Regions from separate parts of the Homo sapiens genome. Here all the other regions are linked to region 1. Evidence: chromatin contacts called from ENCODE Hi-C or POLR2A ChIA-PET data. All regions are on one chromosome and are shown on one strand. Each heading gives the region's core, a stretch centred on a gene start or an enhancer-like site at or near the end of the contact. The rest is flanking DNA. Distances are from core to core; before and after follow the strand shown. Region 1 holds the start of MYADM (myeloid associated differentiation marker). Region 2 holds the start of ISOC2 (isochorismatase domain containing 2). Region 3 holds the start of ZNF581 (zinc finger protein 581). Region 4 holds the start of PPP2R1A (protein phosphatase 2 scaffold subunit Aalpha). Region 5 holds the start of ZNF613 (zinc finger protein 613). Region 6 holds the start of RPL28 (ribosomal protein L28). Region 7 holds the start of EPN1 (epsin 1).

Evidence for each region. A loop is a pair of places that touch in the nucleus more often than their neighbours do. ChIA-PET counts read pairs that join two places held with the same protein, here RNA polymerase II (POLR2A). Pooled maps may share reads with other maps.
Region 2: a loop to region 1 is called in a pooled map, with 23 times the contacts of the local background. The contact joins the promoter of ISOC2 here to the promoter of MYADM in region 1. A Hi-C loop is called at or near these places in 2 of 37 single-sample maps with no recorded cell type and 12 of 50 pooled maps.
Region 3: a pooled map shows a loop between it and region 1 (10-fold over the local background). The contact joins the promoter of ZNF581 here to the promoter of MYADM in region 1. A Hi-C loop is called at or near these places in 1 of 168 maps with a recorded cell type or tissue (naive thymus-derived CD4-positive, alpha-beta T cell), 5 of 37 single-sample maps with no recorded cell type and 15 of 50 pooled maps. POLR2A ChIA-PET finds 5 or more read pairs at or near these places in 3 of 52 experiments (BJ, IMR-90 and activated T-cell).
Region 4: a map of naive thymus-derived CD4-positive, alpha-beta T cell shows a loop between it and region 1 (8-fold over the local background). The contact joins the promoter of PPP2R1A here to the promoter of MYADM in region 1. A Hi-C loop is called at or near these places in 2 of 168 maps with a recorded cell type or tissue (B cell and naive thymus-derived CD4-positive, alpha-beta T cell), 5 of 37 single-sample maps with no recorded cell type and 12 of 50 pooled maps. POLR2A ChIA-PET finds 5 or more read pairs at or near these places in 3 of 52 experiments (A549, BJ and CD4-positive, alpha-beta T cell).
Region 5: a map of ascending aorta shows a loop between it and region 1 (4-fold over the local background). The contact joins the promoter of ZNF613 here to the promoter of MYADM in region 1. A Hi-C loop is called at or near these places in 1 of 168 maps with a recorded cell type or tissue (ascending aorta), 1 of 37 single-sample maps with no recorded cell type and 8 of 50 pooled maps.
Region 6: a loop to region 1 is called in a map of sigmoid colon, with 8 times the contacts of the local background. The contact joins the promoter of RPL28 here to the promoter of MYADM in region 1. A Hi-C loop is called at or near these places in 2 of 168 maps with a recorded cell type or tissue (naive thymus-derived CD4-positive, alpha-beta T cell and sigmoid colon), 2 of 37 single-sample maps with no recorded cell type and 14 of 50 pooled maps.
Region 7: a loop to region 1 is called in a pooled map, with 11 times the contacts of the local background. The contact joins the promoter of EPN1 here to the promoter of MYADM in region 1. A Hi-C loop is called at or near these places in 3 of 37 single-sample maps with no recorded cell type and 8 of 50 pooled maps.

What each region holds. Positions count from the first base shown.
Region 1 is chr19:53,866,631-53,870,728 of GRCh38, reverse strand. It overlaps MYADM (myeloid associated differentiation marker), which reads right to left and starts at 2,846. Exons shown (of 3, transcript NM_138373.5): 1 at 2,786-2,846; 2 at 891-975. It overlaps MYADM-AS1 (MYADM antisense RNA 1), which reads left to right and starts at 1,622. Exons shown (of 3, transcript NR_184033.1): 1 at 1,622-1,820. RefSeq lists enhancers at 129-1,042, 1,043-1,956, 3,066-4,041 and a silencer at 1,231-1,290.
Region 2 is chr19:55,460,302-55,464,149 of GRCh38, reverse strand. ISOC2 (isochorismatase domain containing 2) reads left to right here and starts at 2,508. Exons shown (of 6, transcript NM_001136201.2): 1 at 2,508-2,638. C19orf85 (chromosome 19 open reading frame 85) reads left to right here. Exons shown (of 2, transcript NM_001386794.1): 2 at 183-1,149. The coding sequence ends at 678. RefSeq lists an enhancer at 401-1,123.
Region 3 is chr19:55,641,576-55,645,680 of GRCh38, reverse strand. It overlaps ZNF581 (zinc finger protein 581), which reads right to left and starts at 2,032. Exons shown (of 2, transcript NM_016535.4): 1 at 1,907-2,032; 2 at 58-1,128. The coding sequence starts at 1,109. The coding sequence ends at 516. It overlaps ZNF580 (zinc finger protein 580), which reads right to left. Exons shown (of 2, transcript NM_207115.2): 2 at 2,211-3,184. The coding sequence starts at 3,172. The coding sequence ends at 2,654. RefSeq lists enhancers at 340-389, 400-449, 133-1,098, 2,000-2,219 and silencers at 630-739, 1,830-1,879, 2,824-3,118, 2,650-3,119.
Region 4 is chr19:52,188,703-52,192,809 of GRCh38, reverse strand. PPP2R1A (protein phosphatase 2 scaffold subunit Aalpha) reads right to left here and starts at 2,758. Exons shown (of 15, transcript NM_014225.6): 1 at 2,636-2,758. The coding sequence starts at 2,713. RefSeq lists enhancers at 2,543-2,782, 2,233-3,200, 3,113-3,332, 3,343-3,392, 3,423-3,552 and 3 more.
Region 5 is chr19:51,925,734-51,929,386 of GRCh38, reverse strand. ZNF613 (zinc finger protein 613) reads right to left here and starts at 1,915. Exons shown (of 6, transcript NM_001031721.4): 1 at 1,847-1,915. RefSeq lists enhancers at 1,977-2,276, 2,132-2,895.
Region 6 is chr19:55,383,734-55,387,758 of GRCh38, reverse strand. It overlaps RPL28 (ribosomal protein L28), which reads right to left and starts at 1,827. Exons shown (of 5, transcript NM_000991.5): 1 at 1,794-1,827; 2 at 1,321-1,409; 3 at 1,066-1,189. The coding sequence starts at 1,401. It overlaps TMEM238 (transmembrane protein 238), which reads left to right and starts at 3,467. Exons shown (of 2, transcript NM_001190764.2): 1 at 3,467-4,025. The coding sequence starts at 3,500. RefSeq lists enhancers at 2,782-2,851, 2,882-2,951, 2,905-3,867 and silencers at 3,242-3,581, 3,872-3,961.
Region 7 is chr19:55,673,632-55,677,589 of GRCh38, reverse strand. It overlaps EPN1 (epsin 1), which reads right to left and starts at 2,364. Exons shown (of 11, transcript NM_001130072.2): 1 at 2,155-2,364. U2AF2 (U2 small nuclear RNA auxiliary factor 2) reads right to left here. Exons shown (of 12, transcript NM_007279.3): 12 at 2,874-3,656. The coding sequence ends at 3,522. RefSeq lists silencers at 2,083-2,412, 2,583-2,802.

The sequences.
Region 1 (4,098 bases), core at 1,597-4,096:
CCACAGGACTAAACCCAAGGCCTCTCCTAGCCACAGGAAAGTAACTTCCTCCTTTCAGCTTCAGGCACTTTGCAGGGCAGTAGCACAGGCCTTAACCTCTTCGTGGCAGTCGCAGGACAGCAGCTCCCTGAGACAAAGGAGCCAGGGCCTGGACTCGCTTCTTCCTCAGATACCTCAGTGTCTGGGACCCTATTCCTTGGAGCCCAAGCTTCCTGGTCCTTCTCCCAGGATCTAGGAGCCCAGGACCTAATCCTTCCTCCTTCAGACCCACGAGTCCAGACCCCAGCCCCTCCTCCCTCAGACCCAGGAGCCCAGGCCCCCAGCCCCTCCTCCCTCAGACCCAGGAGCCCAGGCCCCCAGCCCCTCCTCCCTCGGACCCAGGAGTCCAGACCCCAGCCCCTCCTCCCTCGGACCCCGGAGTCCAGGCCCCCAGCCCCTCCTCCCTCGGACCCCGGAGTCCAGGCCCCCAGCCCCTCCTCCCTCGGACCCAGGAGTCCAGACCCCAGCCCCTCCTCCCTCGGACCCAGGAGTCCAGACCCCAGCCCCTCCTCCCTCGGACCCAGGAGCCCAGGCCCCCAGCCCCTCCTTCCTCGGACCCAGGAGTCCAGACCCCAGCCCCTCCTTCCTCGGACCCAGGAGTCCAGACCCCAGCCCCTCCTCCCTCGGACCCCGGAGTCCAGACCCCCAGCCCCTCCTCCCTCGGACCCAGGAGCCCAGGCCCCCAGCCCCTCCTCCCTCGGACCCAGGAGCCCAGGCCCCCAGGCCCCCAGCCCCTCCTCCCTCGGACCGAGGAGCCCAGGCCCCCAGCCCCTCCTCCCTCGGACCCCGGAGTCCAGGCCCCCAGCCCCTCCTCCCTCGGACCCCGGAGTCCAGGCCCGCTGCCTACTCACCAGCGGTCTTAGCAGAGGAATCCACGGAGAAAGATCTGGTGGTGGAGACGGATTAAGCCACACTTGGAACAGGCTGTAAGAGCACCTGAGGGGGAGGTAGGCCGTTAGCGTCCGTTTGGACAGGCTCCTCCCTCTAGGGATCGAACGCCCTGCGGAGACAGGAACGTGGCGTGGAACCCAGCAGGGCCCTGGCGGTGACCCCGGGTAAGCCCCGCCCCCTCCCCTCCCCGTTCAGTTAACTGTTTGGGCTGCGGCGGACGGAACCCAGCGAAAGTGCACGCCCCGCGGGCCGGCGTGGGCGCGTGTGTGATCTTAACCCCGCGGGGGCGGGGGTGCGGGCGGCAGTGGCGGGAGAACCCTGGGCGGCGGCTGTGGAGGCGGGCGGCCCAGCCAGAGCCGGTGTCTCCGCGCCTTATAAGGGCTTCGAGTCGGCCCAGGCATCTGGAATGTGTCAGGGACCAGGAGGCGGTGCCCGGACCCCCGCCCGCCTCCGGGGCTGCCCGCCCTCTCCCGGATTTCCGGGGGGTGGGGACCCCGACTCTCAGGGTTGGAGGCCTGCATTTCTGGATCCCTATAAACATGGGCTGAGAGCCCCCCCAAGAGCATCTCTAAGACCGGAGTGGGCAGGGACCCGGGCCTCTGAGGGGCTCAGGCTCCAGGCCGGAAACTGCACGCGGTGCTGGCGTCAGGCCCGAGGCCCAGCTACGCCTCCCACGGCCTCCCTAATCGCCATTCGGGGCTTGCGGGAGCACCTGGGAGGCTCCACCCGGAGCCAGACACTGCCTGCCCCCACGCCCCTCCAGGACCCTCGAAGGAGAAGGAAATCGGGACTGGCCCAGCGTCCCGTGCTCTAGAAGGCGGGCTACTGCCCCGTCCCAAGCAGGGGAGGAGGACGAGCGAGGGCGTCACTCATTCTGTCCCCCGCGGAAGGTGGGCTAGCCGCGGAGGGGGGCGCGCAGGGGAGGGGGGCGCGCCGAGGGGAGGGGAGGGGAGGGGTCCACCCCGCCCTTAGGGCCTCCAGCCATCGCCCGAGATCAGAGCTCAGGAATGCGCAGCCAGACCCTGGAGGGTGAGGAAACACCCCTCCGGGATTCCTCGCAGCGCACCCGACTCTCCGGGCCACACCCAGCCCCTCAGTGTCCTCCCTCGTCCACTCCAGACGCCACACCCATCGCTCACGCTGAGAATCGGGCCCCGGAACCCCAGCTTCGGCTCTCGGCACCCAGAGGTGCGGGACGCAGCCCTGTCTTCTCCTCCTTTCCCAGCTCCTTCTGCACTTCGGAAGCACGGGGCTGGATCTTAACACCCCCCTCCCTCGGCCTTTCAGGAGCCCAAAGTTCCGATTCTGTCTGTCCCCTGGATGGGGAGGGGTCAGTAATTCTGAATTCCTTCCATTCTCATTCCCAAACCCAGGACACCTAACCCTAAGCGCTTCCCCTCCTAAAGGACCTCCACGTACCAGATTCCAGCCTCCAACTAGGGCACCTACGAGTCCCCATCTCTCTACTCCCGCAGACCCAGCCCCTCCTCCCTCAGACTCAGGAGTCCAGGCCCAGCTCCTCCTCCCTCAGACCCAGGAGTCCAGGCCCTCAGCCCCTCCTCCCTCGGACCCAGGAGTCCAGACCCCCCAGCCCCTCCTGCCTCGGACCCGGGAGTCCAGACCCCCAGCCCCTCCTCCCTCAGACCCCGGAGTCCAGGTCCCCTTCCCCACTCTTCCAGACGTATGACCTCCACAGTCCAGGTCCTCAGCCCTCTCCTCTGCAGAACCCCAAGAATCCTGGCCCAGCCCCAGTCTTTCTAGGGACCCAGACATTCTGAGACCCAGCCCATTCCTCTCTCTGGCCATAAAGACCCTAGACTGTTGCTTATGCCCTCTGGGGTCCCCACAACCTCACCTCAGGCAGCCAGTGGCGACTGCGGCTGAAGCAAAGACGACAGCGGCAGCTGGAAGGGTCTGAGGGCTGGGTGGGGTTGGAGGGCTGGGGAGCCAGCGCGGGCGGGACGGGGGCGGGGCCGGGGCGGGGCGCAGCTCCGGCTAGGGCGGTGGACAGGGACTTCCCCGAGTCTGGGCTATCCCAGCCCCGCCCCGAGGCGGGGCCAAGAGCAGACCACGCCCCCCAGAGTAAAAGTAGCGTGGAGCTCCCGCCCCACCCCAGTGAGCAGGGTGGAGGGCTGAGGTCACGGTTGCCGTGGTGACAAAACAGGAAGACACAACAGCTGGCGGCGTGGAGACTCCTGGGGGCTGCCCTCCTCGACACAGCCCTAGAGGAGTCTCCCGGGTAGGCCAGGGAAGACCGTTACCATAGAAACCCCGCATGTTTAGGGTTTGTTTAGTGCAGAGCCCCCCAGCTCAGGTCCCCGCCCCCGTCTCACCTCACTCCTTTCTTCCGCTCCCTTCCTACCCCCTCCTTCCTGGTCTGTTCCGCCCCCACCCCTTCCTTGCCGGATGAAACCTTAGACACCTGGGTCGCAGCGGATTGGGGGACCAGGCCCCTCAGTTCAATGGGGGGGCTAGGATCTCTGTCTCTTGGAGCCCTGAGGGAGAGCAGAATTGAGAGCAGTATTCCTGGGCTTTAGGTGGTTCTGGGCTACGATCCCTGACTGATGGGTCTCCCCAAGAAACAGAGGCTAGATTCCTGTATTTAAGGACTTGAAGGGGCGGCAAAATGCTCCCCTAGTACCCACTGGCACCGGGCGCCGCAGGGTAAGGGACTCGGGCTGGACGCAGGTCTCAGATATCACAGTGGATAGGGGTGGGGTGTGTTGGGGGCAAAATTCCTGGGAGCTAGCGCGGTAGCAGTTGGGGGCCCGGATTCCTGGGCTCCACAGGATGCCTAGGCTGAGGCCCAGATTCTTGGCTCAAAAGAACAATCAGGCCTGGGCGCGGTGGCTCACGCCTGTAATCCCAGCATTTCGGGAGGCTGAGGAGGGAGGATCCCTTGAGCCCAGGAGTTCGAGACCAGCCTGGGCAACATAAGGAGACTCTGCTCTATTAAAAATAAATCATCATGATCATCATAATAGAACCATTAAAGCTCAGACTCGGGTTTTCCGAGCAGGTGTTGCAAGCCTAGCCGCCTGGGTCTGGAAGGCAGCGATATTTTTGGCCTACATTCCTGACTCCTGGATGGAGGGAGGGACTCAGAATTTTAATGAGGATGGGGCTGGGGCTGGGGCTTGGGGCTCTGGATTCACGGATCCTGCAAGA
Region 2 (3,848 bases), core at 1,259-3,758, 1.6 Mb before region 1:
GTCAGGAATCACCAAAATAAATAACTAGCACGGTGTGATGCGACCACATAGGTGACCCTTGCAAATATGCTGGCCGGGGGTGGTGGCTCAAGCCTGCAATCCCAGCACCTTGAAAGGCCGAGGCAGGAGGATCGCTTGAGTTCAGGCGTTAGAGACCAGCCTGCTCACATCTGTCTTTACAGGCAGTTCACCAAGATTGAGGCTGCCACCCAGCGCCTGGCCCTCTCCATCCTGTCCCAGGAGGCACCTCCCCAGAGACCCTCGCTCCAAAAGCCACCCCCACCGCCTCCATCCCCCTTCCTGGGAGTGGCCTGTGCTGTGGCCCCCACTGAGGCTCCCCATGCCAGCGCCAGCCTGAGTCTCGCTGCCCTGGACACCTCTACCCTCGACCTCTTTGACAACATTGCGCTCACCCCAGAGTGTGCCTCAATGCCATGGGACCCCTCCTCTGGTTCTGATGCTCCCCTGCCAGCGCCGGGTCTGTCCCATCGCGACCTGGGCCAGCTGGACCTGAGGCAGGTCCCACATTTCTGCGGCCCCCTGCCCCTTCCCCAGCATGCCCTGGGGGAAGAGGCTGATCTCGTGGCTCCCGACTGGGGTTGGGTGGACTGCTGGGAGGTGCCTCGTGCCTGGGATTCTCAGGGGATCCCCGAGGGTTGGGGGACCAGCTCCCCATGAGGCCAATCACAACCCAGCCCAGAACCCAGGACAAGCCAGAGGCCCCTCCACGACGGCTCTACAGCCCTCTCCAGGAGCCCCCAACCTGTCCACTCCCTTCCTGGCAGCCCCTGGGAAAATAAACCAACCCAGACCCCCACTTCAGACCACTGCCTCAGGGGTCTCCTCCTGGGCCCAGGGGCCCCACCTCCACCTCTTCTTGCTTTCCTGCCTTCCCCCTTCCTTCTGCCTAGCCCCATCTGGGCATCCACCCCTCACTCTCACCCAGGCTCACCTCTGCCTAATGTCTGCTCTCCTGTCATTTATTCCCAAAGATGTATCGAGCGCCTACTATGGGCCAGGCCCAGGTCTAGGACTTGAGGATTCAGCTGTGAACGAGGCAGACGGGACCCCTGCCTCAGGGAGCTCCCTGTTCTGTGTGCATGTGTGTGTTTTGGCGGGGAACAGACAATAAAAGAGTATATCCATGCATTTTTCAAAAAGCAAGATTCATTTCCAATTCAGATTGGAGTTAGTGCTGAAAAGAAAATAAAACACAAGGCCGGGTGCGGCGGCTCACACCTGTAATCGCAGCACTCTGGGAGGCCAAGGCAGGCGGATCACTTGAGCCCAGGAGTTCAAAACCAGCCTGGGCAACAGAGTGAGACCTCCATCTTTACAAAAAAATTAAAAAATTAGTCAGGTGTGGTGGCGCATACCTGTGGTCCCAGCTACTCAGGAGGCTGAGGTGGGAGGATCGCTTGAGCCCGGGAGGTTGAGGCTGCAGCAAGCTGTGATCGTACCATGGTACTCCAGCCTGGGTGATAGAGCAATTTTTTTCTTTTTTTTGATGTTTCAAAAAAATTAAAAACAGCGACCTGATGGAAGGGCTACCTGACACCAGGTGGTCAGGAAAGGCTTTGAAAGCCTGGAAGGTTGGGCCATGGGGAGTCCTAGGATTCCAGGCTGAGGCAGCACACGTGCAAAGGCCCTGCGGTGGGACATTGAGGGAAGAGCAAGAGGAGACCCCTGTGGCTGGAGCGGAGTGAGCAGGGGGAGTGGTGAGAGGCGAGGTCTGCACGGACCAGGAAGGCCGACCATGAATTGGGAGGAGTTTGGATTTATTCCAAGACAGATAGGAAATTCTCTCTTTCTCTCAACCTCCATTTCCAAGCACAGAGTCTAAATTATTCTAAACACCACCCGAGGAGGCAGGTGCTGTACAGATGGGGAAACTGAGGCAGCACAGAGCGCAAAGGACAGGGGGGCGTCAAATTCCTCACTTGATCGCTCCCTCAGCCAGCCCCTTCCTGGAAAGTGCTTGGGTATCTTTGTAAGCCTCCGTTTCTTGAGAGAGGGCCAGGTTTCGAACCGCAGACATGCCTCTACTCTAGGTAAGACCCCTCTCTCTCTCTCCCGGCCTCGGCGGTCTGCTCTGTGCAATGGGGCCGGCCGAGACGCCCTCTCTCCAGCCAGAGTCTGAGCCTTCGGAGACCACCGCGCGACTCCGCCCCGTCGGCCGCCACTCACGCCCTCTACGGCTCTCCATTGGCAGAACGACCTGCTGCCCCGCCCCCACGGCGCCTTTGCGAGCTAATCATTTTCTTGAGACTGACAGCCTTGCCGGCACCGCCCCCCCTGGGGCGGGAGCAAAGCAGCTGCATATGCGGATTGGTTGAGAGGCAGGGGGCGGGGTGAGTTGGTGAGCGCCGATTGCGGGCAGAGGCAGTGGCACATGCGGATTGGCCGGAGAGAGCGGCGAGGCAGAGCATGATGAGTGTCGATTGGACGGCTGGGCCCAAGTGGGCGGAAAACGGACGGTGCAGGGGGTGGGCCACGTGTCCAGCCCTAACGAAACGGTAACCAGCCCTGGGAAGCCCGCAAGAGGCCTCAGCGGTGGCCGTCCGAGAGCCGAGAGGTGAGGGTGCCCCCGCCTCACCTGCAGAGGGGCCGTTCCGGGCTCGAACCCGGCACCTTCCGGGTAAGTCCTCTCTCGCTGCTGGCGCTATTTGGAGACCGACCTTACCGCCTAGCAGATGGGGAAACTGAGGCTCTGCCTGGGCGTCCCGGGCCAAGGTCACAGGACCAGAAGGAGGACTCCACCTGGCCCCGCCAGAATTGGCTGGCCAGAGATTGGAAGCGTCCCCGGGTCGCGCCTGCCGCCTCTGTAACAGCGCTGGGGGGTGGGCAGGTTTAATCCCCATTTCTCCGACGAGAAAACTGAGGCTAAGACAAAGAGAAACTTGCCCAAGGTCACACAGCCAGGAAGTCCGGGCTCCAAGGCCGGGTTTCCGAGACCGGGTGGGGAAATCAACGGCCCTACCCCGCCCCCTGTTGCCGCCCACCTCCAGCCACGCCCCCTTTGGCCTTGGGTACCCTCCACCCAGGCTGAATCTCTCCTCGTTCCGCAGGACACGCCCAACCCTCTCCAGCCCAGACCTCCCCTTCACATCTCTCTCTCTCACACACCCACCCTCACCCCAATTTTTCATCTCCCAAAAACCAGTTCCCCTCCCCGGGATCCCCTATGAATCTTCAGATCATGCCCCTCGCTCGACCAGAAACTGGGGGCCTTTCTCCCCGACTTTCCCCACCGTCCCAGCTGCCCCTTCCTGACTCTCCCCTGTCCCACTGGGCCCCAGCGCCGACCTCCTGCTCTCTGGCCTTTTGCCTCCAGTTCAACCGCACGGCGGGGGCCTGAAGCCATCTTTGTATTTTGCATTTTGAACACTTTTTCTGGAATAATACCACAAACGCAGAAAATCGAACGGTTTGCAAATACACAGCTTAAATAAATATTTATAAAGGGAGCACCCTGGTGTAAACAAGTATCCAAAGAAAAAAGTCAAACATGCGCCACATCCCAGGATCTCCCGCCGTCGTCGTTTCCATCACTGTGGTCCAAGGGCAGTCACTGTCCTGGCTTCTGACGCCATAGATCAGTTTTGCCGGGTTTTGGCTTTATGCCAACCCTTTATTGTATATAGTATTGACTAGACAACTTGTTGCACATTGTCCAGAATTCAGAAGAAACAGAATAGGACCCAGTGAAAAGGCTCCTACAGACTTCCCCGGTGCCTGGTTCACCCGCCTGAGTCTCCCGTTTCTTGCTTGTTTGCCAGAGATAGCAGATATAGATATAGGCAACACAGACACATTTTCCTCTCCCTTTTTTCTTTGGCACAAAAAGG
Region 3 (4,105 bases), core at 783-3,282, 1.8 Mb before region 1:
CTAGACGGCCACCAAAGAGGGTCTGAGATGCTGTCTCTAAAAACAAACCTCGAGTGCTCAGAGTGGGAAACGTGTTTATTGTTTGATCAGTCTCAGGCCTGGTTGGGGGGTGGAAGGCAGGACTGGGGTCCCTTCCCCAACAACAGCGCAGAAGCCCCAGGAAGATGGCGCAGATTCCTGACGACCCACAGCCACCTTTTATGAGGCCAGAGACTTTACACACCACACTCCCCACCTCCATCCAGTCAAGGCTCTGCCATGGAACAGCTGATATCTTTAGGCTAGAGGACTCCATTCTGTGTAGGGGCTCATTCCCATCTCAGCTCCAGAACACGGAGGACCTGAAGATTACTCACGGATTCCTCCTTCAGGCAGGGCTCTGCCTTTGAGATGCGGCTGCTCTGTGTCTGTGTCCAGGGCCCTGAACACCAGCCTCAGGCTCTCACCAGGTGTCTGGACAGGAGTCCAGGCTCCCTGCAAAGTCCTGTGGTACCTGGGGCACCCGGCAGCCCGGCTCATGGATGCTTCCACCGCGTGTGTTTCTGCAGTGTGTTCTGCTCCATAAAGCGGCGAGGGCAGTGTGGACACTGAAACGGGCGTTCCCCAGAGTGCACCCGGCTGTGCTGGGCCAGCTCACCCGCATCCCGGAAGCGGCGAGGGCAGAGCGGGCAGCCGTGGGGCCGCCCACCACCCGCCAGGTGAATGGAATGGTGCCGTGCCAAGTGGCTGGCGCGCTTGAATGCCTTCCCACAGATGTCACACTCGAAGGGCTTTACCTCCGAGTGGGTGATGCTGTGTCGCTGAAGGTAGGACATGTACTCGAAGACCCTTGAGCACACGGGGCAGCTGTAGCACTTTTTCTGGCCTGGAGCCCCACTGGCCCCTGGCTCCCTCTGTGACTCCTCGTCCACCAGCACTGTGTAGGGGACACCCTGAGTGTCAATAAGCAGGTAGTGGTTGGGCCTTGGAGGAGATGAAGCCTGGGGAGATCCGATGGAGGAGGAAGGTCCAGGTTCTGGGGAGCGGCAAGTCCGACGGGGAGGGCCCTCCATGGTCTCAACGGAGGAAAATGCCAGAGGCTGAGGGCAGGGGGATGGCAGCACCAGCATCCGGAGGGCTGGCTGAGGCCTGGTGGATGGGAGATGGGATAAGAAGGTTATATAGAAGAGGGCAGCTCAGCACCACAGGCTCCATCCTTTTCCCTCCCTATACCCGGCCCAGGACCTCTGCATCCTGCTGCCCCTCAGTCCCTCTTTTCCAGTCCCGCTCACAGCTGGAGTCTGTGGCCCCCTAAAAGGTCCCCAGGGTCTTCCTCCTTGGAAAACCTCTCCTAGCCTCGGTGCTCCACCATACACTGTACTCACAGGATCTCTTGACCTCCTCTGCACAACCTGGACCTCGCTCTAACCTTCCTCTTTGTGCCCTCCCAGGTCACTGGGTGCCCCACCCCGCAGGCCTCCAGGCCTCTCCCTCCCCTCCTTCTAGCCCTTTCCAGGGTCTGCGTGTTGGCCTATGCTACATACTCAAGCCTTTCCTGACCCCCTCCATACAAGCCAAGCCTATTCACAGGGGCTCCGACGTTAGGACCCCCAGGTTCCGGCCCTCTCTCCAGCCACGTGTCTGAACAACTCCGTGCTCCCACCCGTCCACCCACCTCAGGTTCTCTCTAGTCCTCGCCCGGCCTCCACCAGGCTCGTTCTAGGTCCCAGCGCTCTCCGGGGTTCCACCCCCGGGGCCGCAGCCCTCGCTTTCTGGGCCTTTCTGTGTAAGTTCTCGCCCCCTCCAAGCTCCAGAACAGCCCCCTCCGGCGTCTGCCCCACTCCCGCCCCGGCCCAGGTACCCTCCACGCGGTCCAGCCCCTCCCGCCGCCCGCCCCCAGCCCCCTTCCTCCTCCCGGCCCCCGTACCCAGTGCAGCAGCCTCTCAGGTCCGGGCGACTCCAAGCGGCCCCGGGCTACCCTCGCAGTTGCAGGCGGCGGCGAGAAGGGGACCTCTGGGTGTGCCCCAGGAACTGGCGGCGCCGGCCGAAAGAGAGAAGCCGAAGGGAGAGAAGAGGGTCTAGGGAAGGAAGGTTGGGGCGGGGCGCCCGGGCCGTCGCGAAACGGCTCCGGCCAGAAACACACACCGAGAGGAAAGTACCCAAGCGAGGAAGATCCGGTCTCCACCCCCCAGCACCCAACGTGCACGCACACGCAAGGAAGAGCCTGAAAATGGAGTGCGGAATGTTTATTGAGCAAAGGGTCGGGGGCGTGGGCGGAAGGGGGGTAGATACAGAAATGAACCAGACCGTGCCCGTGCTCTTTATCATCTCTTCCCCGCAGACAACCACCGGTTCACCGCTCCAGAGAGCAGAAAACCAAGGTTTAGAGAGGTCATGTCACTTGCACAGGCTCACACAGCACAGCTGGACTGGAACCCAGTTCCGACTGGTTCCCAGGCCCAGGGAGGGGCAACGACTTTGGTCTACATCACACAGCTAGAAAGGGGGTAAGGAAGGAATGATGCTCCTCCCTTTGGAAGGTGGGGAAACTGAGGCCCAGGGTAAGGCAGTAACCTCAGCAGAGCCAGGGGGTGTGTGTGGGAGTGAGTGACGCTGTGTGGGTCAGACTTGGTGGCCCTGAGACGGGCAGGGCAGCACAGGCCGGGTCTCGAGCTTAGTGGAGGCGCACGTGCTGCGCCAGCTCCGCGGCGTCCTGGAAGCGGCGTGGGCAGAGCGGGCAGGTGTGCGGCGGCCCGGCGCGGGCGCGGTGCGTGGCGCGATGCCGCGACAGGTGGCTGGAGCGCTTGAAGGCCTTGCCGCAGGCGCCGCACGTGAAGGGCTTGAGGTCCGAGTGCGACACGCGGTGGCTCTGCAGCCGCAGAGGGCTGGCAAAGACACGGGCGCACTCCGGGCAGCTGTAGCCCTTGCGAGGGCCGGGCTCTCCTGGGGGCGCCTCGCGCTGGGGCGGGCCCCGGGGCTCCTCCTCCAGCTGCACCGTGTATGTGTAGGGGACCCCATTGGCGTCGATGAGGAGGTGGCGGCCCAGCCGCGGGGGTCGGGGCCCCGCCGCCGAGGAAGGAGTGGAGGAGGGGCCTTCCGCCTTGGGGAAAGGGGGAGCCTTGGGGGGCGGTGGGTCCATGGCCTCCGGAGAGGAGGACCGAGGGTGGGGTGGCCGCGGCGGCAGCAGCAGCATCTGGAGCGGCAGCTGGGAGCGGCGGAGGGGAGATTAGTTAAAATTGCCACTTCCTTTTAGGAAAAGTTTCCTAAAATGGAAAGCATCCCCACTATCACTGCTTGTTACCCTTTGTGCGCCACTGACTACCTCCCTAGCAAAATAAAAACTGTGACTCCAGCCCGGCTCTCCCACGTTCCATCAAGCTGCCTCGGAGAGGGCCTCCAACTGAGCTCTGCAAAACCCCGCCACCACCTGCCACTCCTCCTGGGTCCACCTCTCACCACTCAGGTCAGGTCTGAGGACGTAGTCCCCCGACTTTTCTTCCCTTTTCTCCTCTCAACCCACCCCAGCAGACAATCAATCCCTAAATCTGTTTACCTCTTTACATCTTAGACCCCGGGCCTCCTGACCGCCGAGATTTCTCTAATCTGTGGTTTCTTCTTTTTTCCTGTTGCCCAGCCCCAGTTCAGTTTACTTCCCCTCCCTTTGCCGCCCCCTACCCCCCCACCGGCCCCCGTATCGGCCTCCTGGCCCTCCGTCCCCACTACATGCCGCAGGGCCTCCCCATCTTCATATTCCGTGGCCTCCCTCACTTCCTCTCTAGGTACCTCCCCAGAGCCCCACTAACCCAATTCCCCACATTTCACTAGGGCTTTTCCATCCTGTTCCTACACTTAGCACCTCGAAGTCTAGTCACCTCTCCCCACTACGGAACCCATCGTCTTACTACATCTATACACCCCAAAATGGCTCAAATGCCTTCCTTCTGTATACCCCGCCCCCCCAACCTGGCTACCTGCTACATTCTCCCCAAAGGCCCCCTTTTCTCTCGCCCCCCATATATGGCGGTGACATCGTTACTTCTTTCTGTACCCATCAGGGGCCTTCTCCCAAACCCCGTTATGCACACCAGGCTCCGGGACTCCGCTTCCCACAGCACCTCTCCCAAGC
Region 4 (4,107 bases), core at 1,509-4,008, 1.7 Mb after region 1:
CTCACCCTGCATGTGTCTTCATCTGTATCCTTTGCAATATTCTTTAGAATAAACCGGTAAGCTGCCTAGCTCTGATCCTGGCACAAAGACATCTCCCTACAAATGTCTGCTGGTTAGTGGATGGATGGATGAATGAAAAGATGGGAGGATAGATAGCTGAAGGAAGTGATCCTGGAGTTAAAAAAAACAAAAAACTGGCCGGGCATAGTGGCTCACGCCTGTAATTCCAGCACTTTCGGAGGCCGAGGCAGGAGGATCACCTGAGATCAGGAGTCTGAGACCAGCCTGGCCAACACCGGGAAACCCAGTCTCTTCTAAAAACACACACACAAAAATCAGCCAGGCGTGGTGGCCTGCGTCTGTAGTCCCAGCTACTCAAGAGGCTGAGGCAGGAGAATTGCTTGAACCCGGGAGGTGGAGGTTGCAGTGAGCAAAGATCGCGTCAGTGCACTCCAGCCTGGGAAACAGAGCAACAAGACTCCGTCTCAAAAAAAGAAGAAAAAAAAAAAAAGGCCATTACATATCTGTTCCCTCTTCCTGGGAGGCTCTCCCCCACCTTCTTTCAATCTCTTCTCAAACTCTGCATCCTCAGAGGGGCCTTGCCTGATTGGCCTTCTTAAAATGGATCTGCCCCACCCCACTTTGTACTTGCTGTGCCCTCTGCTTTCAGGCGTGTTCTCAAACAGGATCTCAACAAGGCCTCCCCTGACCACACTTTAAAACTGCATGCCCTATATATACCCCATCTCTCTTATTTTTATTTGTCTCCCTAATGCTTATCCCCAGTATACTCTGTTTATTGTCTGTCTCTCCTCACTACAAAATAAACTCCCCAAGGCCTAGAGTTTTTTCTGTCTTGTTCCTGCTATATACCAGTGCTTAGAACAGCGCCCTGCACAGAATAGAGGCCCAATTCAATATGGATTCGCTACCACTACATCCTATTTGTTTCCTTCCCATCACTTTTCAAACACTCATCTATTCAGCTCTGCTGACCTGTTTCACATCTGGATCCTGTATAGCAACTGGTGTCTCCACTATATCCCCAGCATCATATCTCATACATGGCATATATTTACTGAACAAAAGAATTCATACAACCGCCCTATGAACTAGGTAATTAACCCCATTAAAGAGAAGAGGAAACAGGCCTAGAGAGATTAACTAACTTGCCCTTGTCAATCAGTAACAAGTGGAAGGGCCGGGAATACAACCACAACCTGTATGCCACCAGAAACAGTGATATACCAGGAACCTAGGAGGCGAGACCCACGTTTGGCAGGTTACCCAGTGCACCTTGTCCAATTTTATAAATGGGAAAACAGACCTAAAGGGAGGATGGGACCTCTTTAATCACCACTCCCAATAATTACAGCTAATATTTATCGAGCCCTTACAACAGGCCTGACACCATTCTACTTTTTATTTGTGTCATAATTCGTTCAGTCCCTCACAAGTCCCTCCAGCAAGACCAGGACTACAATTAGCCCATATTTTATGGAACACAGAGACCCAAAGCGGTGAAGTAATTTGCACAAGGTCACACAGCAGGTGGGAGGTGGACTTGCAGTTCTAACTGTTCTCAATCCCACACCAGCCCGGCTCAGAGCCTTGGGTCACCTCATCCCATAACCAGGAATGTTCATCCGGGCTGGGCGCGGTGGCTCACGCCTGTAATTCCAACACTTTGGGAGGCCGAGGCGGGTGGATCGCTTGAGGTCAAGAGTTCCCGACCAAGCCTGGCCAACATGGTGAAACCCCGTCTCTGCTAAAAATACAAAAATTAGTCGGGCGTGGTGGCTCGCGCCGGTAATCGCAGCTAATTAGGGAGCTGAGGGGCGAGGATGGTTTGAACCCGGTATGCAGAGGTTGCACTGAGCCGAGATCGCGCCACTGCTCCCCAGCCCCAGCCTGGGCGACACAGAGACTGTCTCAAAAAAAAGAAATAAATAAATGTTCATCTGCTTAGCAAATCCCTCAACCCCTATCCTGGTCAATGGGAGGATCCGGGGAGATGGGGAGGCGGGTTTCTACAACCTAATTCGCTCCTAAACTTGGCTAGTCCCCACCTTTGGTGGGGGGGTGTTTTTGCGTCCCCGTCCTCTTAGGACACCTAAACCAAAATGAGAGGCGGAGGAAGAGCAGGAATTAGGATGGCAGGCCTTCGCCTCTCGGTCCCCACTTGGCCCAGCAGTCGAAACCCAGAAAACAAAAAAACCTTCCCAGGTCCCGACCCACCCGGCGGCCCTCCCCTACTTGGAGCAAGTCATGCGCGCCCCACATCCCCAAGAGGCCATTCAGAGGCCGCCGCCAATCACGGAGTCCTCCTCTCTCCCAGACCCAGTCCGCAGACCCCAGCCCTGGCCACAACCTCCCAGGACCGCGGACCGCCGCGCGCACAGGGCAGGCCCGGGACCCTCGAGGCTAGCGCTGGCCCCCGCCCTCCACTGGGCCGACACCCAATCGGGAGCGCCGTCTCAAGGAGTCCGGGCAACCGGGGAGATAAGAGACGCACGCTGATTGGCCGTCGCCCCCTTCCGCCACTCCCAGCGAACGCTGAGTCTTCTCCGCGAGGGCCGCCCGTGCCCCCAGGTACCCCTCCGCGTCTTCCCCAAGTCCCCCGTAGCCTCCGGACCTGAACGTCCTCATTGCGGAGTTCGTCTATGAGCACCGCGATGGGGTACAGCGAGTCGTCGCCGTCGGCCGCCGCCATCTTGGCTCCGTCCCTTTCCTGTCAGACTGCGGCCAGCGCTGTGCTGAAACGTGGGGGGGGCAATGCTGGGAGAAGAAGGAAGGGCGGGCGTGGGGGCGCCCGAGCCAGTTTACAGGGGCTGCTCCACGGCCATTGGCCGCGCTACCCAGGGCTAAGCTCGCGTTTCTTTGGTCCGGACTTGTGAAGTCCCGCCCACTTCCGATTTGCCATTGGTCGAGTGAACAAGATTTGACTAGTTTGAGCCTAGGAGAGGGGGAAGAAAGCGGAAGTTAGCCGTGTCCTAGCGACCAAGATTGTACCCGCCCTGGTCGCTGCTAACAACGACCGAGACGAGCAGTAGTTTCTAGCCAATGAGGGGCGACATGGGGAGGAGGCTAAGCCTGCCCTTTCTTGAGTCCCCGGGAAGGCTTCTGCGCGTGCGTCGGTGGTAATACGTGACGTCCTGTGGGGAGCTGGAGGGTGTGCAGGTTTTGGGTTACCAGGCCGTGGTTCCGCTGGCTGGCTGGCTGGCTCTCCGCGCCGTTGCGCGGCAGGAGGAGGGAGTGAGACTTTGATTTGTGCTTGATTTATGCCAAGGCCCAGAGAAGGGAGCGACTTGCCCTTCTCTCTTTTTTCTTTTTCTTTCTTTTTTTTTTTTTTTTTTTTTTACTTTTTTAAAGACAGGGTCTCGCTCTGTTGCCCAGACTGTAGTGCAGTGGCAGGATCTTGGCTCACTGCCGCCTGGACCTCCCCGAGCTCAAATGATCCTCTCGCCTCAGCCTGCAGAAATAGCTGGGACTATCGGCGCGCGCCGCTAGGCCCGGCCAATTTTTAAAAAAATGTTTGTGGAGACCGAGTCTCACTGTGTTGAGCTCAGTTGCCTTGCTGTTTGGATGAAACCCAAGCCCCTCGGGCTGGTATTCAATACCCTGTCTAGGCGCGTCTCCCATCTGTTTTTTACCTTTTATCTGATGTCCTGGAGAATTACAGCTGCCTGAGCACTTCTTGCGTTTTCATGCCAGCAAGCCTCCTTGCCCAAGCTGTGCGTTCTGCTAGGGGTGCCTTTCATATTCACTTCTGAGATCTCTGCATAAATGCCTCCCCTTTACTCCCTTTCCTCTCTGTCTTCAGGCTCTGTTCTCTAGGCTTCCAGAGCCACAGAACCCCTCTCTCTGTCTCTCCAGTCCCATCTATCTCTCTGTCTCTCCAATCCCATCTCTCTCTCTCTCTCTCTCCAATCCAATCTCTCTCTCTGTCTCTCAATCCCAGAGCCTGGGCTGTGACTATGTATTCGAATTTGTTTCCTCCATAGAGTGGGAGCAGGATTGGATCTGACTAATCTCTGTTTTTAACCTCTTCAACACAGCCCTACCCCCCCACCGCAATCTTAGGACCACTCTAACTGAGGGAGTTGA
Region 5 (3,653 bases), core at 666-3,165, 1.9 Mb after region 1:
GAAACATGTTTGGGTAAACATAGAATTGTAACCCATTCTTAAAAGTGATAAGTGAACTTTTTAAGTCTTAAAATTCTATCTAAATATATCCATACACTTAGTGATTCAAGTCACAGTGGTGCAGTTTTGCCTCTTGATGGTATACTATTACAGAAATCTTAAAAAAAAATTTTTAAACAAAAACATGGATGATATGTTTACTATAAGAACGTTCATAATGTAAAATTAAATACGGCAAATTATACCAATGTTTCAGCAGCTTATCTGCATTGTGAAAATCAAGCATAGAAAACTGAAATTGAAATATACAAAAATCTTATCAAAAGTCATTACTGGGGAACACATTTTGGGATAAGAGAGATGTTTTACTTGTGTCAGAACCTGAAAGAAAATATTTACGTGTGTGTATACACACATTCACACAGTAAACCTGAGGAAGAAGAACGAAAATCTTTAATAGAAACCTTATCATTTTCTTCGTTTTGTTTTTTCCTTTTTCTTTTCTCCTTTTCTTTTCTTTTTTTTTTTTTTTTGAGGCAGGGTCTCACTCTGTTGCCCAGGCTGGAGTGCAGTGCTCAATCATAGTTCACTGCAGCCTAGAACTCCCGGGGTCACGTGATCGTCCCACCTCAGCCTCCCGAGTAGCTGAGACTACAGGCGTGTGTTACCACACCCAGTTAATATTTGTATTTTTTGGAGAGACAGGCTATGTTGTTCAGGCTGATCTCCAACTTCTAGGCTCGAGCAATTCGCCCACTTTGGCCTCCCAAATGCTGGGAATATAGGCGTGAGCCACCGCGCCAGGCCACCTTACCATTTTAGATTTGATTAATCTTTGATCTTCCCCAAAGCTTTCCTATTTACCAGGATGAGAGAAAGGAGAGATGTGAGAAGTCAAATGAGATTTGTAAACCAGTCCTTGCAGAGAAACTTAAAAGGGACTGAGAGGGAATGTACCGTTGGACCTGAACACACACACCAATCAGGATGCCCTGGCTGCCAAGGCTTCAGCCTTCACAAGCTTCTCCACGACTGTCACATCTAGACCTCCCTAACATGGTCACACCCCCTTAGATTAATCCAAAAACCTGGACCACACACCTAGGTTCACATGAACCCGGGCTCCTCCTCACTGAGTCGCATATTAAATCCTGATTACAGCCTGGAGCGAAGGCTCACGCCCGTAATCCCAGCACTTTGGGAGGCCAAGGTGAGAGGATCGTTTGAGGCCAGGAGTTGGAGACCAGCCTGGGCAACATAGTGAGACCCCCGTCTCTGCAATAAACAGATAGATTAGATAGATAAATTAGATAGATAGATAGATAGATAGATAGATTAGATTAGACAGATTAGATAGATAGATAGATAGATAGATAGCGTGGTGGCGCTCACCTGTAGTCCCAGCTACTCGGGAAAGCTGAGGTGGGAAAATCACCTGAGCCCCGGGAGATGGAGGCTGCAGTGAGCCACGATTGCGCCACTGCACTCAAGCCTGTGTGACAGAGCGAGACCCTGTCTCAAAAATAAAAAATAAAACCCCGAATCCGAAGCAGACACAGTTTTCCTTGACAAAAACCACTCCTCACTCCAGTCCTCAATCACCGAGCCCTACAGAGTGACCCGCAAAGGCACCAAACCCTGATCACGGACTTCCAAGTGTTGCTCTGGACAGACTCTGACCACCGACCACTGGGATCCCTCAGGGCTGACTCCGGAGACGCCCCAACCCCAATACCCCGACTCCCACTTGCTCCCGCTTCCCCCACAAACTCCACGGCTCCGCACTAAACGGACGCCCACAGACACCCTCCTCCCCTCATCCTGACAGACAGACCCACACACAGACCTGATTTTGCGGGGAACCCACCGAGACTTCCCAGAACCTGCACTTTCCTGAATTATTCCACTTCTGGGCCCTCCCCCAGCCTCCAAGCCGGCCTACGGCGGCCGAGGAAGGTCTGAAGTTGCAGGTGTACGGAGCACGGACGACTGGGAGGTAGTAAGTTCGCGTCCTCTCGTCACGGATACTGGAGGCAGCCATCTTTGAATCCTGCACGTACGGAAGGTAAAGTGGACCTTTTCTGCCCAAGTATTCAGGGATAGCGCGGGACGGTGAAGAACTCCATATTTTGGCACCTAAATCCTGCGCCCAAGTTTCATTTATTTTCAGAGGGTCGAGCTTAGCCAAGACAAACATGGTATGGCTACGTGCACCTTAGCGGGCTGGGGAGAAAAGTCATCCGCTTTGCACAAAGAATGACGGGAATGACACAATGGGCGCGGCCATCTTAACACTTAGGTGTCCGTACAAGTGAAAACGCTTTCTCCACAGAGGAAAAAGAGCAATCGCACCCTGAGTCATATACCGCGAAAACGCATCTAGCTACATGTGGAGGACAAGAGGAAGATTTTTGAGGACCAAAAGGGTGTGGAGAGGCAATCGAGGTACGAGGATATTGTTCACCCCGTCAACGGAAAGTGAAAAAACAGCGACCCCTGGAACCTCATTTACATTTGAGGGACACGGTCACCGCCCAGTGCAGGTAAAGAGAGCAGCCACCAGCCAACCGGAAAAGGAATCCAATGCGGGAGGCGGGAATTTTCCTTAAGAGAGAAGAAGGGCCTTCCCTCTGCTGTAGGTGGAGTCAATCTTAACGTCGGGGCTTTCGGAGAACCAAGTGCCTAAAATTCTGGAAGGAATAAATAAGGCGACTCTGGGAGAATGAAAAGTTGTGCAAGCCCGGGCGCGATGGCGCACACGTGTAGTCCCAGCTACTGGGGAGACCAAGGCAGGAAGATCGCTTGAGCCCAGGAGTTCCAGGCTGCAGTGAGCTATGATCGCACCTATCAATAGCCACTGCACTACACAGCCTTGGCAACCCCTTCATGAGGAAAAAAAGAAAAAAGAAAAAAAAAAGTTGTGCAAGAAAAGTAATCATAGGATACTACCTGACTGACCTATAAATATTATTTACATAGTCATCATAACGTAAATTCTAATTCTGATCCAACCTAAATTAAGACAATTCCATTGGAAGAATGAGAAGGAAATTCCTGCATGCAGTGGAGTGTTTATATTTATAACAGAGTTTTCACGTGTCCTTCATGATACATCTATAGAAAATGCCCCAAAATGCAAACTCCATTTCAGAAACATACCGTGTTACTTAAAATATCAAATCTGTGAAGAGTGAAAAGCTTTACAGAACTATATGACTCCTTAGGAGAATTGCAAAATAAAAGCAAGAATCTTATGACTCAGGAATTCCACTCCTAGATACTTATACAACAGTAATGAAATGATATGTCCTCACAAAGACTCACAAGAATGTTCTTAGCACCTTTATGCATAATACCCTGAACAGGAAACAGTCCAAGTGTCCATCAGTACATGAATGTATAAGCAAATTGCAGTGTAATCATACCCTGGAATACTACTGAACAATAATAAAAAACAAATCATAGATGCATGCACCAACATAGATAAATCTCAACAACCTTATGAAGGGGGCCAGCCTCTCCACACCTGTGGGTATTTCTCATCTGGTGGGATGAGAGACTGAGAAAAGAAATAAGACACACTGACAAAGTATAGAGAAAGAACAGTGGGCCCAGGGGACCAGCACTCAGCATACGAAGGACTCCTGCCAGCA
Region 6 (4,025 bases), core at 578-3,077, 1.5 Mb before region 1:
CACTCGTCATCACGGAGTACTGAGGACACAGCTTCTGCCACACTCATAGCCCAATTCTGTCCACCATGAAAACACTCCTTTCTCATGCCAGAAAGCTGCCGCTTCAGTTAGGATCTGATCCAGGTCCAGCCAGAGCCCACGCTCCTGGCAATGGGTATGAACAGCTTCCCAGGAACCCCAGGCCCATCCCCACAGCAGTGGTTCAACATCAGCTTGGCTGAGAGGCCCAGCCTCACTCAGGCCAGTCCCTTAGTCTAGGAAGGGCCACCCATGTATTCGGCAATCCAAGAGGTGAAAGCTTTCAGGACTCCCCAGAACGGGGTCCCCAAGTGCCAAGCAATTGGCTGCTCCCTGGACTACGTGTCCCTGAGACAGGAGGATCACTAGCCAACAGACTGCGTTTGTTGCTGCCACTGAGTAAAAGGACCCTTGGCTCTGAGGCAGTTCCAATCAAGGACCTGAGAAAAACTCACTCTAAAAAGAAAATACAGCCCTGTCAAGAACACATGTGAAGCTGGACTCCTCCATTAGAGACCCCCGACTCACACGAACATTCAGGGAATCCCCAAAAAGGCCTGCACCTGACAGCACAATGTATGGAGTGGGGTCCCCAAGACCTCTTCTCTAACCTACACAGGCAAAATGGGAATCAAATGGCTGCAACCAACCCAGCCTGTCCCCTCCTAAGTGTGGTAGCGAGGGCCCCTCCCCTGTTGTGCCTCAATCTTCCCACCTGTGGGATGAAACCATCCATCCCCACCCTGACTTGCTTTGAGAATTTCATCTGAAAACATCAACCCCGTGCCTTAACTCTCAACAACCACCGAGGAAGTTCAGGTCCTTTTTCATTTCTCCACTTTACAGGTGAGGACACGGGCTCAGACGCGCGCGGCTCACAGAGCTGACAAGTCGGCCGAGAGGGAAGCCGGTACCCAGACCAACACCCTGGCGCCAGGGATGCCCGCCGCGATGGCAGTTACCGCTCTTCCTGCCTGACAGTAAAAAATCACAGCTCCCAGACCCGGGAAAGGGGCCGCTCTCTGGCCCAAACCAGACAAAACTCACCGGATCTCCGCTTAATGACCACCACGACACCTTTGCCGTCGGCTGCCGGCTCCACGCCCACAGTCTTGCGGTGAATCAGTCCGTTGTAGCGGAAGGAATTGCGGGCCTTCAAGTTATTGGGCTCCTGGGAAGGAGGCGGCACAAGGCATCGTGAATAAGGGACCCGGAGACATGCGAAGGTCCCGCCCTCTGACCCAGAGTCAAGAGACTCAGGACCCTCCTCCCGCAGGAGCCACGCATCCGGGCCCCACTTACAGTGCTGTAGGTCTGCTTATTCCTCTTGATCAGGAAACTGGAGCAGTTCCGCACGACCATCCATTGCAGATGCGCAGACATGGCGGCGGCTGCGGGGAAACGGGCACAGGGAAAGCGTCAGACACAGAGAACTAAAGCAGCGTTAGGCCACGGGCCACGCTCGGACAGCAGAGGAAGAGAGCGACTGGGAACTTGGGTGAATGGGAGACCCCTGAGGGCAGACAGCGACCTAGAACTCTTGTCAGGCGGGACTGAGTGACCTAAGGCGGCGGGACCGAATTCAGGCAGCCGAGACTAGCTGCGGCGAATGAGAGTGAGGGGAAAATAACTTGAAAATTCACAACGACTTCACGGGGAGGGGTTGGGGTCCGCCAATGACCCTTGAGGCGCAAGGGGAGAAGGCAGGCAGAGGACTGAGAGGGAGTGCGCGGCGGGCCGGAGATGGCGACCACGCGAGGAAGACGAACGCTCACCTCCCTTCGCAGCGGCGACCTGAGACGGAAAGAGGAAGGCGAGGGGCGAGGCGACGCCTTTAATACCGTACACGCATTTCCGCTTCCTCTCCGGGCGGGCACGACAGGAGTTGTCGGTCCCCACCTCCGAGGCGGCTCGATGATGTTCGGCTGCTTCCGCCGAAAATTCGCTCAACGCTCGGGAATATTCGGAACTCTTCGGTTAGAGGGCCGAGAGCGTATTCCGGGAACCGTTCGGAAGTTTTCGAAACTCTACCGCTGGATTTCCGAGTGGCTCCAATTCGAGAGGTCCTGGGACCCATACCTCAGCGTTATCTCTCCAGTATTGCTCACCCAGCACTTGTCACTGTGATTGGCATATGATGGGCGCTCAACAAACATTTGTTTTATGAATGAACTGGTGAATGCGTGAACTATATAAGCCTAGCCCCGGCACCTTTGGATATTTCCGGTCTTCGTAAGCCCTCGCGGTGATGGCCAATGAGGGCGCCGAGGCCCGCTCGGGTATTTTCGGAACCCTCCGGAAACGCTCTTGGGAGAGGTGTGTATGTTCGGAAATACTCCGTCTTCATTCGGAATCCCTCGGCTAATCCTGGCAGCCCTCTTGCAGTTCGCCCTCCCCAGGGTTTTCTTGAAATAAAACTCTTAAACTGTTTAAGCCTGGGGAGAACCTACACGGAAACTTCTCGCTGACTGCCACCCCAGGGGAGCGCGGATGCCCTCTAAGGGAGAATTGTTTGGAGGGAGGGAGATTTGCATGTGGCTTCTCTTGGCTCCCTTTAGGATTCTATAGATTTGCCGGTCCTCTTCCCTGCCCTCCACCTGTGCCTCCAGCCTATGGTGTGCCTGTCACACCCCATCAGCTCCCTGGGAGGTTATGATCCGTTGTCAGGGCCACCCTAAGGGGGCAGGAGCCTTGCCTGATATTTCTCTGTGTCCTCGGCCTCACCCACGCGGCATGGTGCTGGGGAGGCCTCAGAGACTCCTACTGAACAAAAGGAATGAGGGTGCCTGTGTCACCTCCCCAGGGCTCCTTAACTTGCGGTTACACCCGGGCACTCCTTGGGGCAGGGGCTTCGTCTGGTCCATAGGACTATCCTCCATAGGACAGTCGGGGTTCGCCCAGCTTCCTCCACGGGTGCGCTCTGGACCTGATGGGTCTCGTCCGTCCTTGTGCCCGTGGCTTCATTCGCTGAACACAGGAGACCCCAGAAGACACGCGCTGAGTGAAGGAAACTCAGCTTCCGCGGAACCCGGAGCTTCCCCTCTTAGATCACCCCGACTACTGGTTCTCGCGTCCCAGAGCTCCTTGGTGTCTAAAGGCCTTGTCTGATCTGCACTGTCTGATCTGCACAGGCTTCGGGAGGCGGACACTGAGCAGAAACAACGCCACGCCCGGCTCCGAGTGTCCCATGCTGCCACCACTAAAATGCCCTGATTTTTGGCCATATGTGACCTCCCTGGGTGGCACGGGCCCTAGGCACCCGTGGCTGTGCGCCTGGCTACCACCAGCTCAGGCCTCTGAGCAATAGCCCCTGCACGGAAACCACGACCAGGGTAACCCCGGCCGCGCCGGTTCGCGCCCAGCCCGGTTCAGGTGACCAGGCGGGAGCTTGGCACACCTGGCGCCGTCCCCTGACCCCGCCCCGGACCGGGCCGCACCCCGGAACGCTCTCTCTGGGCGCCAGCGGCGGCGGTGCAGGGCCATGGCGGCGGCGCCAGCGGTGTGCGCCTCGCAGGGGAGCCCGCCGGGTGCACCGTCCGCGCCGGCGGCCGCGCCAGCACCCGCGGCCGGCCTGGGCCGCTGCCGGATGGCGCTGCTGCTGGCCGTGGCGCTGGATGTGGCGGGCATGGCGGCGCTGCTGACCGGCGTGTTCGCGCAGCTGCAGGTGCGCGGCCGCGACTTCGGGGACCTGCTCATCTACTCGGGCGCGCTGCTGGTGTTCCTGAGCCTGCTGGGCTGGATCCTCTGGTACACCGGCAACATCGAGATCTCGCGCCAGGAGCTGGAGCGCGACTACGGCCTGCGGCCCTCGGCGCTCGCCCGCCTGGCGCGCAAGCTCTCCCGCCGCTGGTCGGCGCCCGCCGCCGCGGGCCAGCGCCCCGCGCCCGGCTCCCGGAGAGCGCGCCGAGCCGCCCGCGCGCCCCCGCCGCCCGCCGCCGGCTCCCGCCGCGTGCGCCTGCAGCTCGCCACGCTCGAGGCCGGGCCCGGGGCGGCGGGCGCGGGCAGCG
Region 7 (3,958 bases), core at 1,115-3,614, 1.8 Mb before region 1:
GACATTACCTTTTTCAACACTGCATGCAAAGACTGGGCTCCTGGAAGTTAAATAATTCAACCAAGGTCACACACCAGGAATGGCAGGGCAGACTCAACCCGAGGCCCACCTGAACTCCAAAACTCATACTTTTAAATTAACCTAAATTAAATTAACCCATCCCGAGACTGGTGACGAGAAACAAGAGAGTCAAGCAAATGATGATGACACCAGCAGACACTCGCACTGCTCTTATCCCATGCCAGGCACTGTTTTAAGTGCTTTACATGTATTAACTCAGTTAATCCTTGAAACAACCCCATGATTCATAGCCACCTCACAGGGTGGAAACTGAGACACAGAGGTTCAGCCCCTTGCCCAGGGACACACACCTTACTCCTGGAGCAGCCTGGTTCCAGAGCCAGCTCTGATCACCCATCTATGCGGCTCCAAGAAGCCACAGAGGGAGATTTTCAAAGCCCCGCCATGATGTAAGCCCAGGGGAGATAGGGATGACGGAGAGAGGCTGGCCTCTGCTTCCACCTCAGGCCAGAAAGCCAGGCACCTGAAGACAGATGTAGCTAGTTAAAAAGTAACTCTCTGGAGTCCCAAAACAGCCCCAGCCTAATACATTAAGATGAAGAGATGATGTAACAAATGCAGAGAAGGGGACTGAGAAGAAATAGAAGACAGTTCTGACAGAAAGAGACACATAGAAACCTGGGCAGAGGGAGCTAGGCAGAGACACAATGAGAAAAACACAGGCAGCAGCAGATACAAGAACATGGGAAGACAGGGAGGCAGGAGGCCAAGGAAGAAAGAGGCCCAGAAACAAAAAGAGACCTGGCGCTGAGAAATAAGAGATAAGAAAAATGGAATCTAATGGCAAAGAATATAAAATGTGGGTTCAAATCCTGGCCACATCAGCTACCTGCAGCGCACACCTCCTTGAGACACAGTTTGCTCAACTCTGAAATGAAAGAATTCCTACCTGGTAGGCCTGTTGATTAAATAAGATGGGTACATGCAGTGCTTGGCTCTGTGCCCCACAGATAGTAGGCGCTCAATAACACTGGCTGCTATTATTATCAGAGAAAAAACAGAGAACATTTCCAAAAGGGTGGCGGCAGAAAAGGCACTATCTTAATACTCTGTACTTATTTGGCGTGCATTAGAAAAAATTACCCAACTAGCACATCAAAGCTGAGATTTCTCAGATACTGCTTAGAATGAGACTGTATTTCAAATTAAATTGATTCAAAGAGAATTCTTACATTAAAAAGAATACAAAGGATATGGCAAAGTTCTCCAAGGAGTACTCCAATAACCGACCGATATCTAACACTTACTGTGTAAAAATCTCTAAGCACTGTAATAATAAAAACCAGAGCTCCCAGTAATTACACACTTGCTATGTGTCAGATACCGTCAGGCACTTTACAAGCATCACCTCAACTTACATGCACAAGGACCCTATGATGTAGGAACTACGAATGCCTACGAACTATGGATTTCCTACGACTAGGAAACTGAGGTTTTGACACAGAGACTATCACCTGGCAATTACACAGCTTAGCAGGCAGCCGGGCTTCTGAATCCAAGGCTGGGGCTCTTCACCATCACACCAGAGACTCAGAAAACTGGGGAAAAGGGGCAGATTCTAGATCAAGTTAACAGACTCCTGGAAAGAAACTTCAGGATTGGAGGTGATAGGTATGGGGGCAAAACTCAGATGCGAAGACGGGGCGGGGGTAAGATTTGCACCATAGGCAGAAAAGCCCGCAGGGAAGGGCTAGAGACACCTAGGGAAAAGAAGACTCGGAAACTCAACGAGACACGAACAAATCCTGACAGACACAGACACGACAGACAGAGGAGAGAGAGACCCGGGACAGACACACAAACACACTCCTATCTCCAAACCCTTTTCTAAGTTCACTGAAACAGGCACAGGCAGAGGCCCACAGGAAACAGACGCTGACAGACACACAGACACGAGAGAGACAGACACAGACAACCGACACGGGGGCAGTCAAGGCCGACACAGGAGCAGAGACACAAAGGCCGCCAGAGACACCCAGAACTGGCCAGACGCGAGCCCGCGCGCGCCGCGGCCCAGGCCCGAACACCCGGAGCAGGCGGGCCAGCGTCCCCCGCGCTCCGCCCCGCGCTCACCTCGGCCCCCTCACGCCGGGCTCTGGGGGGTCATGGCGGTCAGCCCCCTGCCCCGCTCGGCCTCGGTGTCGCGGGACGTGCGCCGGGCCACGGGCGCACGCACGAACGCAAGGAGGGCCGCACGCCGACGGCTCCGCCGCCCCGCCGCCCAGAAGGGGCGCGGAGAGCCGGGCGGGGGAGGGGAGCCGCCGAGGAGACGGGAAGCAACAGAAGGAGGCGACGGACCGGAAGCGGAAATTGCCGCGCTCCCCGCCCTCCCGTGCCGCACCCCGCCCTGGCAGGAGTCGCTTCCGCAGCCAAGCCAACCTGGAAGGCATCACTTCCGGCGCGCTGGGCCCCGTTGCTAGGCGCCTCTACGTCACTTCCGCCCGCTGCAGCGGGGGATCCGCGCGGTGCTCACGGAACGCCGAGAGTCAGCTCCAGCTCGCTTGGCGGCAACCGCGGAGCTCCTGGCACACCCACGCCACGCCCGCCCCGGCCCGCTCGGCCACCATCCCTCCTGTCGGCGGGGTGGGAGAGCACTCGGGAACCTCACGTCCCCCGGGGCTGTGCCTGTGCCGACCCCGAGAAGGGCACCGCGCAAGCAGGGAAGGCCTCGAGGCTGCCGGCGCCGGCAGCAGGGGCGTCCCAGCCAGGGGCCCGCAGTTTGCCAAGGGAACCCCCACCCGAGCCCAGAACCGAGGAAGAGGGTCGGACATACTGGACACACAGCCGCTCCATAAAGTAAAATACAACAAAATGTTTAATGAGCAAATTCGTCTTAGCAAATATGAAACTGCCACAGAGAGTAGGAGAGGGGCAGGGGCCACGGGGCTGGGCGCAGGTCGGGGGAGACTAAAGAGGAAAAATCAACTACGTAAGAAACCCAGGAGGGGACCAGAGAGGACCAGAGGCCGAAGGAACAGAGCTGTGGTCCTGGTAAGGGAGAGGGCAGGGCACTGAGGGCCGGACAACAAAATTCAAAATAGTTTGGCCATAAAATATAAACACGCTATGTTCCTACCGTGGGGAAGGGGAGAAGAAAGGGGTCTATGGGAGAAGGAGAGGCTGTTTTGGGAGGGGCTGGGGTCCTACCCCGCCCTGCTGTGCACCCTGTCCCCATCCCAACCCCTTCCCTCTGTGTCTGTGTGGGTGCGTGTTGTCTGTGTGGGCTGTGTGCGCACTTCCCCAGTCCCCTCCCTGCCCTAACCCCCCAACCCCCCAACCCCCGCCCCCCACCCTTAATTGCTGCCATTCCAGTTGCTGCCGGCTGTCGTGTGTCTGCGGCTGTCACTCCTCTGCCCATCGTCTTCAGAGGGGGATAAGGGGGGGGCGGGAGTGGGGAGAAGCCCCCAGCCAGCCCTGCCCCCACCCTCCCCCAGCCGCCTCTACCAGAAGTCCCGGCGGTGATAAGAGTCGGGGTCACAGTATTTTGTGACAACCACTCTGTTGGCGAACTTGCGGCCCGTCAGGCCCTGCATGGCTTTCTGGCAGTCAAACACAGAGGTGAACTCCACAAAGATCTGTGGGGAAAGGAGAGGCAGGTTTGTGAACAAGGCTCACGCCCAACAGCCAGTCAGCGTCCACCCAACCCCAGCACTGAAGGCAGGAAGGGACAGGGAGGAGGGGGCTTCGCCACAGGTGTCAGAAAGGGACCCTTAGTAAGCAGGTTTGGTGGAGTTCACCCAAATATTCTCCAGGATCAAAAAACAAGAGCATAAACACACCATAGGCATGGAGAGGGAGAAAGAATAGAGACATGCCAGAAACTCAGCAGAGCCATAGAGCGCAGGCGGGAGGCCTAGACGAGCTCACCGCGGGGGAG